3 separate regions of the Homo sapiens genome follow, and all the other regions are linked to region 3. The links are chromatin contacts, found by Hi-C or POLR2A ChIA-PET in ENCODE. All regions are on one chromosome and are shown on one strand. The core of a region is the stretch at or near the end of the contact, and the rest is flanking DNA. Distances in the headings are between cores, read along the strand shown. Region 1 has its middle 120 kb from the start of COPS8. Region 2 overlaps LOC105373953 (a long non-coding RNA gene). Region 3 has its middle 99 kb from the start of COL6A3.

The links. Hi-C counts contacts between places; a loop is a spot of excess contacts on that map. ChIA-PET counts read pairs that join two places held with the same protein, here RNA polymerase II (POLR2A). Pooled maps may share reads with other maps.
Region 1: a loop to region 3 is called in a map of heart left ventricle, with 5 times the contacts of the local background. The contact joins two enhancer-like sites. A Hi-C loop is called at or near these places in 9 of 168 maps with a recorded cell type or tissue (Right ventricle myocardium inferior, adrenal gland, cardiac septum and 5 more) and 6 of 50 pooled maps. POLR2A ChIA-PET finds 5 or more read pairs at or near these places in 2 of 52 experiments (AG04450 and PC-3).
Region 2: a map of Right ventricle myocardium inferior shows a loop between it and region 3 (8-fold over the local background). The contact joins two enhancer-like sites. A Hi-C loop is called at or near these places in 3 of 168 maps with a recorded cell type or tissue (Right ventricle myocardium inferior, heart left ventricle and left ventricle myocardium superior) and 6 of 50 pooled maps. POLR2A ChIA-PET finds 5 or more read pairs at or near these places in 3 of 52 experiments (AG04450, IMR-90 and MCF 10A).

The regions. Positions count from the first base shown.
Region 1 is chr2:237,206,336-237,209,354 of GRCh38, forward strand. No RefSeq gene overlaps it. Among named protein-coding and RNA genes, the nearest start is that of COPS8, 120 kb to the left of the region's middle. RefSeq lists enhancers at 2,378-2,878, 2,879-3,019. Within about 2 kb of position 1,501, at least 12 of the 41 ENCODE cell types and tissues checked have a DNase peak (open chromatin) inside an H3K27ac peak, as active enhancers do; they include heart left ventricle and heart right ventricle, where a contact is called at or near this core.
Region 2 is chr2:237,234,455-237,237,300 of GRCh38, forward strand. LOC105373953 (a long non-coding RNA gene) reads left to right here. Exons shown (of 6, transcript XR_924035.3): 4 at 654-825. Among named protein-coding and RNA genes, the nearest start is that of COPS8, 150 kb to the left of the region's middle. Within about 2 kb of position 1,462, at least 12 of the 41 ENCODE cell types and tissues checked have a DNase peak (open chromatin) inside an H3K27ac peak, as active enhancers do; they include IMR-90, where a contact is called at or near this core.
Region 3 is chr2:237,313,701-237,316,786 of GRCh38, forward strand. No RefSeq gene overlaps it. Among named protein-coding and RNA genes, the nearest start is that of COL6A3, 99 kb to the right of the region's middle. RefSeq lists enhancers at 1-2,930, 1,530-2,130. Within about 2 kb of position 1,676, at least 26 of the 41 ENCODE cell types and tissues checked have a DNase peak (open chromatin) inside an H3K27ac peak, as active enhancers do; they include IMR-90, heart left ventricle and heart right ventricle, where a contact is called at or near this core.

The DNA.
Region 1 (3,019 bases), core at 251-2,750, 110 kb before region 3:
GTCCTCAGGGGAAAGGCCTAGAGCGGTGACCAATTAATAAGCTTCAAACCCACTGGTGATTGAAACCAATCAGAAGCTGTTTTGATAATTGGTTGTACCAAAGGGAAGACACCCCTAATTCTGGGTGGAGAGGAAGAATGTTCCATGCTACTTTAGAATGAAATCTGTTTGAATTGGCTGAGCTTTCTGAGGTTGGCTAGACTTCACAACTCCAAAGGCTGGAACACAGGTGTCCTCATTGTTAAGAACTAGAGAGAACACCTAAGAGAATCATAAGCTTTGTAACAACACACAGGAGGCTGTGGTCCATGTACATGAATATCCGAATGAGAAATCTTCAGTCCATTCTCTTCTTCCCAGCAGGAAAGCCTCTTTCTTGGTTTCCTTCTAGAAAACTTGGGGAAGGCTCAGAAGGGCACCTTCAGTCGGAGGGTGGAGAACCAGGTCTGGGAGCCTTCTGCACTGACCTTTTGTCCCTTCTTCCGCTATCCTGCCACAGTGTCTCATGGCTGCTATGAACACCACTAGCTCCTCTGTAGCAGGTGGAGTCTCTGTGTAGAAACGGTTCTCACTTTGGGTTCCCCACTGGCGTCACTTGGAGAGTTTAAAAATGCTGATGCCTGGGCCCTGCCTGGGGATTCTGATTTGCTTGCTCTGGGGCATGACCAGGGTATGGTGTTTTTAAAGCTTCCCGTGCTTCAGTGGAGCCAGGGTCAAGAACCATTGATTCTGGGACTCTACCTATATAGCCTCCAAGTAGGGGTTTTTCCTATTAGAGATATTGTTTTATTTTACCTACCCCAATGAGGGCACACAGGATCTCCATGTCATCCTGGGAGCCACATCGTCAGCACGGCTGAACCCACCCAGGGGCCCCCCTGTTGCATGTGGGTGGGCACTGCTTGTTTCCCCACACTGAAAGAGAAAAGTTGCACTCTCCCAGTGTGATTGACAGGTGACAGGACCTGGCGTGTTGCTTCCTGAAAACAGGGAAGAAAAAAAGGGTAAGGAGTGGAATGGAATTACATGGTGCAGATAAACAAATGGAAAATGGCTCTGAAAACATCTTTTGTGGGGCATGAGGCGGATACATGTTAGGAAGCCCCTATTTAAGAAAACAGCATAAAATTAGGAATACAAAGTAGCAAGAGAGCCTTGGGAGGTCCATGGAGGGGGGCTCCTGAACCTTCAGCTTTGACCAAATGAGCAGTGCAGCCGGGCGATGGGATGGCAGGCAGGCGATGCGCATGCTGATGTGGAGGCACACCTTGCACCTGGAGAGCTGTCTGCAGAATTTTCTACTGAATTGAAAGGGCTACAAAACAGCATGTCAAATCCTGTTTCTTTTTTGTCGAGAGTTGTACGCACACTCATATTAAAGTCTACTTTTTATAGTCCAAGAGTACAATGGAATGATGGTTTCCTCTGAGCCTGGGAACTCAAGTGGAGGAACGAGGTTGCGAAATGGGCAGGGTCACTGCCAAACAGTGTCACTGTCACCGATTAGCTTCATGGTGTTGTGATTATGATGCATGAACCAGACCAGTGCTCACCATGTGGCTGGAGTCACCGGCCCCTCAGTCCAGATAAAACTGACATAAAAACCCACGCAAACTGATTGTGAAACTGCTCCTTATAAAGCTGCAAATAATCCCTCTTTTCTGGACTCTTTTTTGACACAAAAGGAGATGTTTCATCTACCCCATTGCATGCAACCAATATGTATTATTCCACTAACCATTCTAATAATGTATTGTCACAGGAGGCACCACGTGCACGCTCAGTTAGAGACACTCTTCATGAGACTGTGGAAGAGGAGGCAGGAGGAAGCAGAGATTTGGACAGCAGGGTTTCCCCCACTGCACTGACATTCCCAGGAAACACTTGGTTCAGGGGCTGCTGGTGCATTTTGGATTTTCACGGTACTACATGGAACAGATCTTATTTTCGACAGAATTCTTCCCTACCACACAGACACACACTGCTTCATGTACAGTTTACTTTAATGTAGTTACAGCATTTCTTACATTGATTAAAACTTGTAGCAGAATTCTTTCCCAGGAAATATTGCAAAATAAGTTCTGTAACTTGGAAAGAGCCCTCCCTTTCTAGTGTACTACATCAGCCTGTGAGTATCACGGACCAGATGAGAACCGTTGTGGCATCCTAACATGTCCTTTGGCGCAGTAACACTCAGCACAGAATTTGCGGTGACATGGACAGGAAGCAGTGCTCTGTTCCCTGACGTTGGAATATGCTTCAATGTAATGCATGGCTGCTTTCCATATTCAGAAAAATCCAAAGACTCTGCTCTAGTGGCTTTGGTTTTTATCCTTTGTGAGGATATAGACATGATTCACGGCAGAGAAACATCACAGGCAGGTCTTATGAAAAAAAAATATCCCCCTGAAAGAAAGAGGAAATGATCTCTGAAAATTGCAAACATATGCCAACAAGGCCAATAAAATACGTGTATGCACACAGCAGGGTTCTCCCCACCACAGACTCTGAAGGTCCCTGGTCCCCTTAGCCATCTCAGTAAGCATCAACATTGCCTTGCATCTTTGCAAACAAATTGGAGATTGTTTTGCTTTTTAAAGTTGTATTCGCACTGCACATGGCTTTGATTAGTGGTCACACACATGCGCCAAACCTAATGTCATCTGCGGCTTTTGATTGTATTTTCCCCTTTATGGGACTGGAAAAATCTTAGTCTCCAGCCTGGAGATGGTCTGTCTCTCGTTATTCTGGAGGCCCCGTGGCTGAGCTGGCAAGGAGGAGGGAAGGGAGCAGAGTCTTCCGCCTACAGGTTCCCAGGACGGTGGGCTGGCCCCAGCCCCAGCCTCTCTCGTGTCCCCATCTCCCCTAGTGAAGGCCCTCACCTGCCTCCTCCAGAGTGTTCTGTGCCCTTCACGCAGGAAACTCACGGACACCTCCCGTGGGAGCAATTGAGGAATCAGTGTACTCGAAGCATAGACAGCCCAGGAGGGACTGGGCCTAATGTGGGCGAGACACTCTA
Region 2 (2,846 bases), core at 212-2,711, 79 kb before region 3:
ATAGCAAGACCGAAATGAACAAGCTGTACTCGTAGGCTCTGAATCAGTGAACACCATGTCCCTGGAGGAAGTTCTATCCCAGGAAATTGGGGCCTGTGCTTCAGCAGGGTCTGATGTTATAAGAATGAGAAGCACAAATTCCACAGTGGATTAATGGAAGCTACAGGACCAGAGGCAATTCTACTTCAACTCCTTGTTGCACAAGCCTAAATATTGTAGCAAATGGGGAACCCGTGCATCAGCTGTGAGCTTACTCCATATGTTGCATTCCGGGGTACAACACCCCTAAATAAGTAGAAGACTTGGTCCTTTAATAGGTGCATAATTCTGGTATGCCAGATGTTCCCTGGCGATGTGATATATGGTAAGACCAGCAGATTCGTAAAATAGGTCTTCTGGTCCAAAGCCATGGTTTGTAGAATTGCATGTCAGTAAACAGGCATTCAGTAAACTCTAGAATGGCAGTTGTCAGAGGACAAGTGACAGACCAAGTCTACTGCAGTTCACCCACTGGGATGATTCCCTTCAACCGTTATTCTTTAGGGGCACCCTGATTATGGCCACTGTGTGAAAACAGTCCATTCTTGGCTCCCCCAGCATTTCTAGTCAACCCATCTTAGAAGCAAGTCTGAGTTATTTTTTTTATGCATCAGGTGATTAGGACCTGATGAAATTAGGTCCCGGCACAGGGAGGTGGATGAAAGTGAACTGAGAAGCATCTGGACCACTTCTTCTTGCATTTTGGTGCCTTCTGGACCTGCTCCCATACGTACCCCTACCATCATCCAATGGATTGCTACAGCATTCACTGAATCTGATGACTTGGTGAGTCTGACACTTCCCACTTCATAATGGATGGTTTGTCCACAGTCACTTAATACCCCAAGACCAGATGCTCTGGCCCTACTAAGGCCCAGTAGCATGCCAGGAACTTCTCTTCAAATGGGGAATACCTGTGAGCCACAGAAGGCACAGCTTTGTTCCAGGACTCCAGTGGTCGACACTGCAACTCACCTATTGGGCTTGTAACAACCACAACTCCACATTCTTTTCCACCACAAGCTTTGGATCTGCAGCGTCAGATAGCCTGAAGTGTAGGGCAGCCTGACCTGTGAACATGCTGCAGAGCCGACTCTAGTTCTGGGCTTTACTCCAAACTGGCAGCCTTGCAGATCCCTCAGTACATAGGTCAAGGCAGTGTTCAGCACAGTGTAAATGGCTTTCAATTCCAAAGAGAACAACATAGCTTTTTGCCTCTTTGATGGTGGTAGGGGGTGTGAGATACAATAATTTTTTATTGGGAAGAGATCACAGCATGTCCTAGACTAGTGACCCCCTTAAAATGTCATCAATGTGAGAGACTCCTGACTCTTTGTAGGTTTTATCTTCCACTATCTGGTACAAATGTGTCTTACGAAGGCATCCAGAGTACTTGTCATTTTCTGCCCACCAACTGGAATTAACATTATGACTCATATAAGGGACTAGTGTATCATACTATGGGTTGCCAAGATGATCAAAGCCCCTGCTTACTTTTTTGTCACAGAAAGCAGGAGAGTTAATATAGCCCTGGGATAAAGGGCTAGCGTGGTGAATACATGACTCCATGCGTTTGTCAAAACCTATAAAAATGGACACCACAAAGTGAATTTTAATGTATATACATTTTTCTAAAATCAGCTACAATGTTCAGGGACCCAAAAATGGAATATACACAGAGAAAAAGTAAATGTACCTAACTTTATTATAAATAAATAGTATAACCACACTGGAAGGGATGAGGAAGAAAAGAACTAACCTAGATAATGCCAAAAAAATTTATTAAGACTAAGAACAAAATCTACACACAAATAGAGTACTCTAGTTAGTACATTTGTTTTTCACAAGAGAATGAGTCACTACTCTGAAACCATACTATGAGTAGGGAACAAATATGTAAATAAAGTACAGAAAAAGGGAGCCACATGTCTTACTGTCAGAGAAATTAGTTACGAATACAAAGAGGTGACAGCTAGAATCATCTTTCGGCTATTCTATTGGAATTGGAGGCATCAGTATGAACTCATGGATTTTTAATGGATAGATAAGTATAGAGGGACAATGGTGCTGATGAAGATAGATAGGCAAAATAAATATAGATGTGTGTTTATGCATGAATGTGTGCACAAACATACATTCCCTAACTTTGAACTGAATGGGAAGAGACTAAAAGCAGTGGCACCACAGGGCCAATGAGCATATCTAGCACCCAGATCTTGAGTTCTAAATACTGTTCTCCAACAAAATAATCCCGGGAAAGTGGTTGATTTCAGGACTGGTTGATGAGCCTAGAGCTGATAAGATGACAGATATAAGAAACGGATCAAAAAGGGACAGGGACAGGTCCATTGGGCACAGACGCCAACCTGAAAGAACCCCCAATGGACGAATATTTGAGCAAATATTAAGAGTAATAGCAATAATTATATCCATGGGTCTATGCTGATATAAATAATTTAATAAATAAATTAGTTAATTAATTGGGGACCACTCTTAAAGAATTCCAGCTGGTAAATGTATAAGGATTGAAGGAAATATATAATCACCATTAGAACAACATGATAGGATGTGTTGCAGGCAAGATCCACTGATGAATGCTGAAATTAGTATTTCAAAGTTTGAAGAGAAACAAGCTTTTTGCATTGTCTAAAAATATCAACCAGAGTTCCGAAGCTGAACTCTTATTGCATGAGGATCAAGCTGTGAACCTTGCAGGGTGTGGCCCACCATGGTGCTGAGTCCTTTGGAAGCCTAGGCAGGTCTTCCACTGCCCCGACACCAGCATCTATTCCTCCAAATATCAGGAA
Region 3 (3,086 bases), core at 426-2,925:
CACCGTGCAGAAACGTCTCATCCTTTCAGCCCTACTGAAATGCCAGCCCTGCTACTCAGTCTCCCCAGGTGCTGTTGAGTAGACGTGAATGTGTTTCTCCTCAACTCCCAGGCTTCACCCTCACCTCAATTGGAACAAATATTATCTTGTCTTTACTTGCCTGTGCATCTGTCTCTCAATGCTATTTAAGAGCAAGGGCCAAGATTTTTCATTTTCTTATCCCCACTGCTTTTCACAGTGCGTGGTTCACAGAGGGTCTCTTGATGGCACGCATGCCTTCATCAAAGCTCCTATCATTTTGCACAGCAGTCATTGTTTATACATCTGTTTCCCCTGCTAGGCCAGAGAGACAGAAACTCTAATGCATTCATCCTTGTGGATGCACATCCCATAGCACAGACCATTGCTTGCTAACTACACACCAAAATGGTTACCAGACATTAAAACTTACACGTACGCCCGTGCCAGCATGATTGTTCTTGGATCTGCTTGGATTTTTTAATTACCAGATAGGATGATGACCAGTATAGGCCAAATCTCCAAGGCCAGTTGGAGCTGGAGGACCTGGTCTGAAGCATTCCTTCTAGAAGCTCCTTTCTTCAGGCTCTCCATTTATGGAAGCTTCCTCGGCATCTGGTGCCTAATAAAGCTTGGTCTCCTCTTTCCTCATGGCACTGGTTCAGCAGCACATCCAGAACGCGCATCTGCATTGTGTCAAGAACTCTGCTTATTCTTCATAGAAACAGGCTACTTAACACAACCGGACCTTCAGACAACTCCGGCCACTCTCACGCCGAAACACCTATGCATTCACTATAAAACCTAGGTCTGTCATCTGTACAGTCTTTCTGTTGGGGTCACATTCAATGATCTTTTGGTCAAGGGCAAGGGCATTCATTCCCAGGCCAGATGAAGCTTTGCGCAGCACTCTACAGAAGACCAGACACAGAAACATGTACTTAGAGGTGCATTTAACTCAGTGCCTCTAAACCAGAGATTGCAAGCTGGTGGCTCAAGGGCCAGAGTTGCCCAGAAGACGTTTATTTGGCAGGAGTGTATTCAAGTCTTCAAACCCCAATGCCTTTAGAATGGACACCTCTTCCTTATTTGCCTCAAGCCCCAGCAGTCCCTAGTGCTTTGCTCCTCCTCTGCCCAAGAGACCCACCCAGCCCTTGAAGACACAAGACTGTGACTCCACCTAGACCAAGTATGCTCCGTGAGCTCCAAAAGGACCCCAAGGGACTGAGGCTGAGGGGGGTCTCTGAGCCACCATCGCAGTGGCTGCCCTGGCTGCCAATACATCCCCTGTTATCACACATTCAACCCACTTTGAAATTGTCTAGTGAGAATCCCACTCCTGCTCCTGGAGCCTAAGGAGGCCTAAGCCTTGTGCTCAGGGAGGTCACAAAGGGAGTGACCCCGAGAGGCTCCAGAATGGTGCCCTTTCTCTGTACATCAACAATTAATTTGGGTTGGGGTTTGAGTAACAACTTCAGCCAAACAAGGGAATCAGCTGAGTCCTGATGAGGCTCCGCAGACAGTGCCTCCACTTCCACAGAAGACAGCCAGGCTGCGCGGCAGAGCCTGCTGAGCTGCACCCCGCTATTTTTAGTGCTGCTCTCTGCCACGCTGGCGAGGCTGTCCTGCTCAGTGGCAGGCAATGCGTTCCATGTGTGCAGGCTGGAATGCAGCGGCTGAACCAAGGCCAGCAGCAGAGCCTGTTTCCTTAAAAGGCAAGAGAAATTCAGATCACATGGCCACAGGGACAGGAGCATGGATCCTGGGACAGGAACGGATTTCCATCCTAGAGAGCTCTTCAGGGGCAAGTGAACTAACAGAGATCTGCTTATGAACGTGCTGTAGGTGAAAATGGATTTTTATATTGAAATTCAAATAAGTACAGGGATTTGAGCCGATTGTTCCATTGCATTCCGGTCGTCTCAGGAAAAGAGGTCCCTGTGTGATTTATTTGTGGCAGAGACCCTAGAGCCACTCATATAAATTCCCCTCAGACACTGACTTCACAAATCAAAGCTGTTTGGCCAGCTGGTTACAGCCTGATGTTAAGCAGACTCAGGCCTCAGCTCAAGCTTCTCCCAGGGCAACCTCGTGGAAAGAAACAGTTTTCTGAATATATTCTAAAACAGACTAGAATAGAATAGAATAAAACAGAATTAGAATATATTCTAATTTGAGACCTTTATTCTGAATATCATTAAACACGCATAAGTTTTTTCTGGAAACGGTTAATATTTATCTTTCTTATCCTGAAGTTGCATCTTACACTGAGTAGCATTCGTTCCCCCGCCCCATGAGGTGGGAAATTCAACAAACGACTCATTGTGTATAGATAAGGGCCAGGCAATCTATTGCCAAAGTCCTCTTTTGCCTCACAGAAAAACAAAGATAGAGACACTCTTGAGGTCCTTCTGCACAGCCCTAAACTTGTACTCAATCTTCGTACTGTTTTCCAAATCACTGTCTTAGGTCACAAGCATTAGACCTGGCCCAGGAATTAATGAAGGCCACCAGCAAATGAAGAAGACAGGAAAAAAGTGTGGTTAGGATGATGGGCACAGACCCCCAACATTCAAATCTAGACAGTCAGCAAAGTCATGTCTAGTTGAGGCAGTCAGGTTGACAGTCACATAAGGACCCAGTTTTCCTGTCCCACAGTGAGGAAACCACAATAGACTTTACGTGTCATTAAGTCTTATTACTTTAAGTGCTTCCCTTAAACAAAAACTAGAAAGCTTTGTTTCTGTTGTTTTGCCTCTTTTGGAAACTGTCAAGGGAGTTAGTAGGGAAGGTGATGCCTATACCTATGCCTATATAGGGTGAACTACAGACTCTTAAATGTCACTGATGACTGTGTGTCATGGCTGCATACACATGAACTTATACGGGAGCAGTGATGAACGCAGTCCTCCCATATCCTCCCCACCACAGCCCTCAGGTTCCCGCGTCTCTCCACAGGGGTGGGCTTAATTAACCTAACAGGGGTTCCGGTTGTTTTTGTTTTTTGTTTTTTGTTTTTTTGACGAAGTCTTGCTCTGTCACCCAGGCTGGAGTGTAGTGACATGATC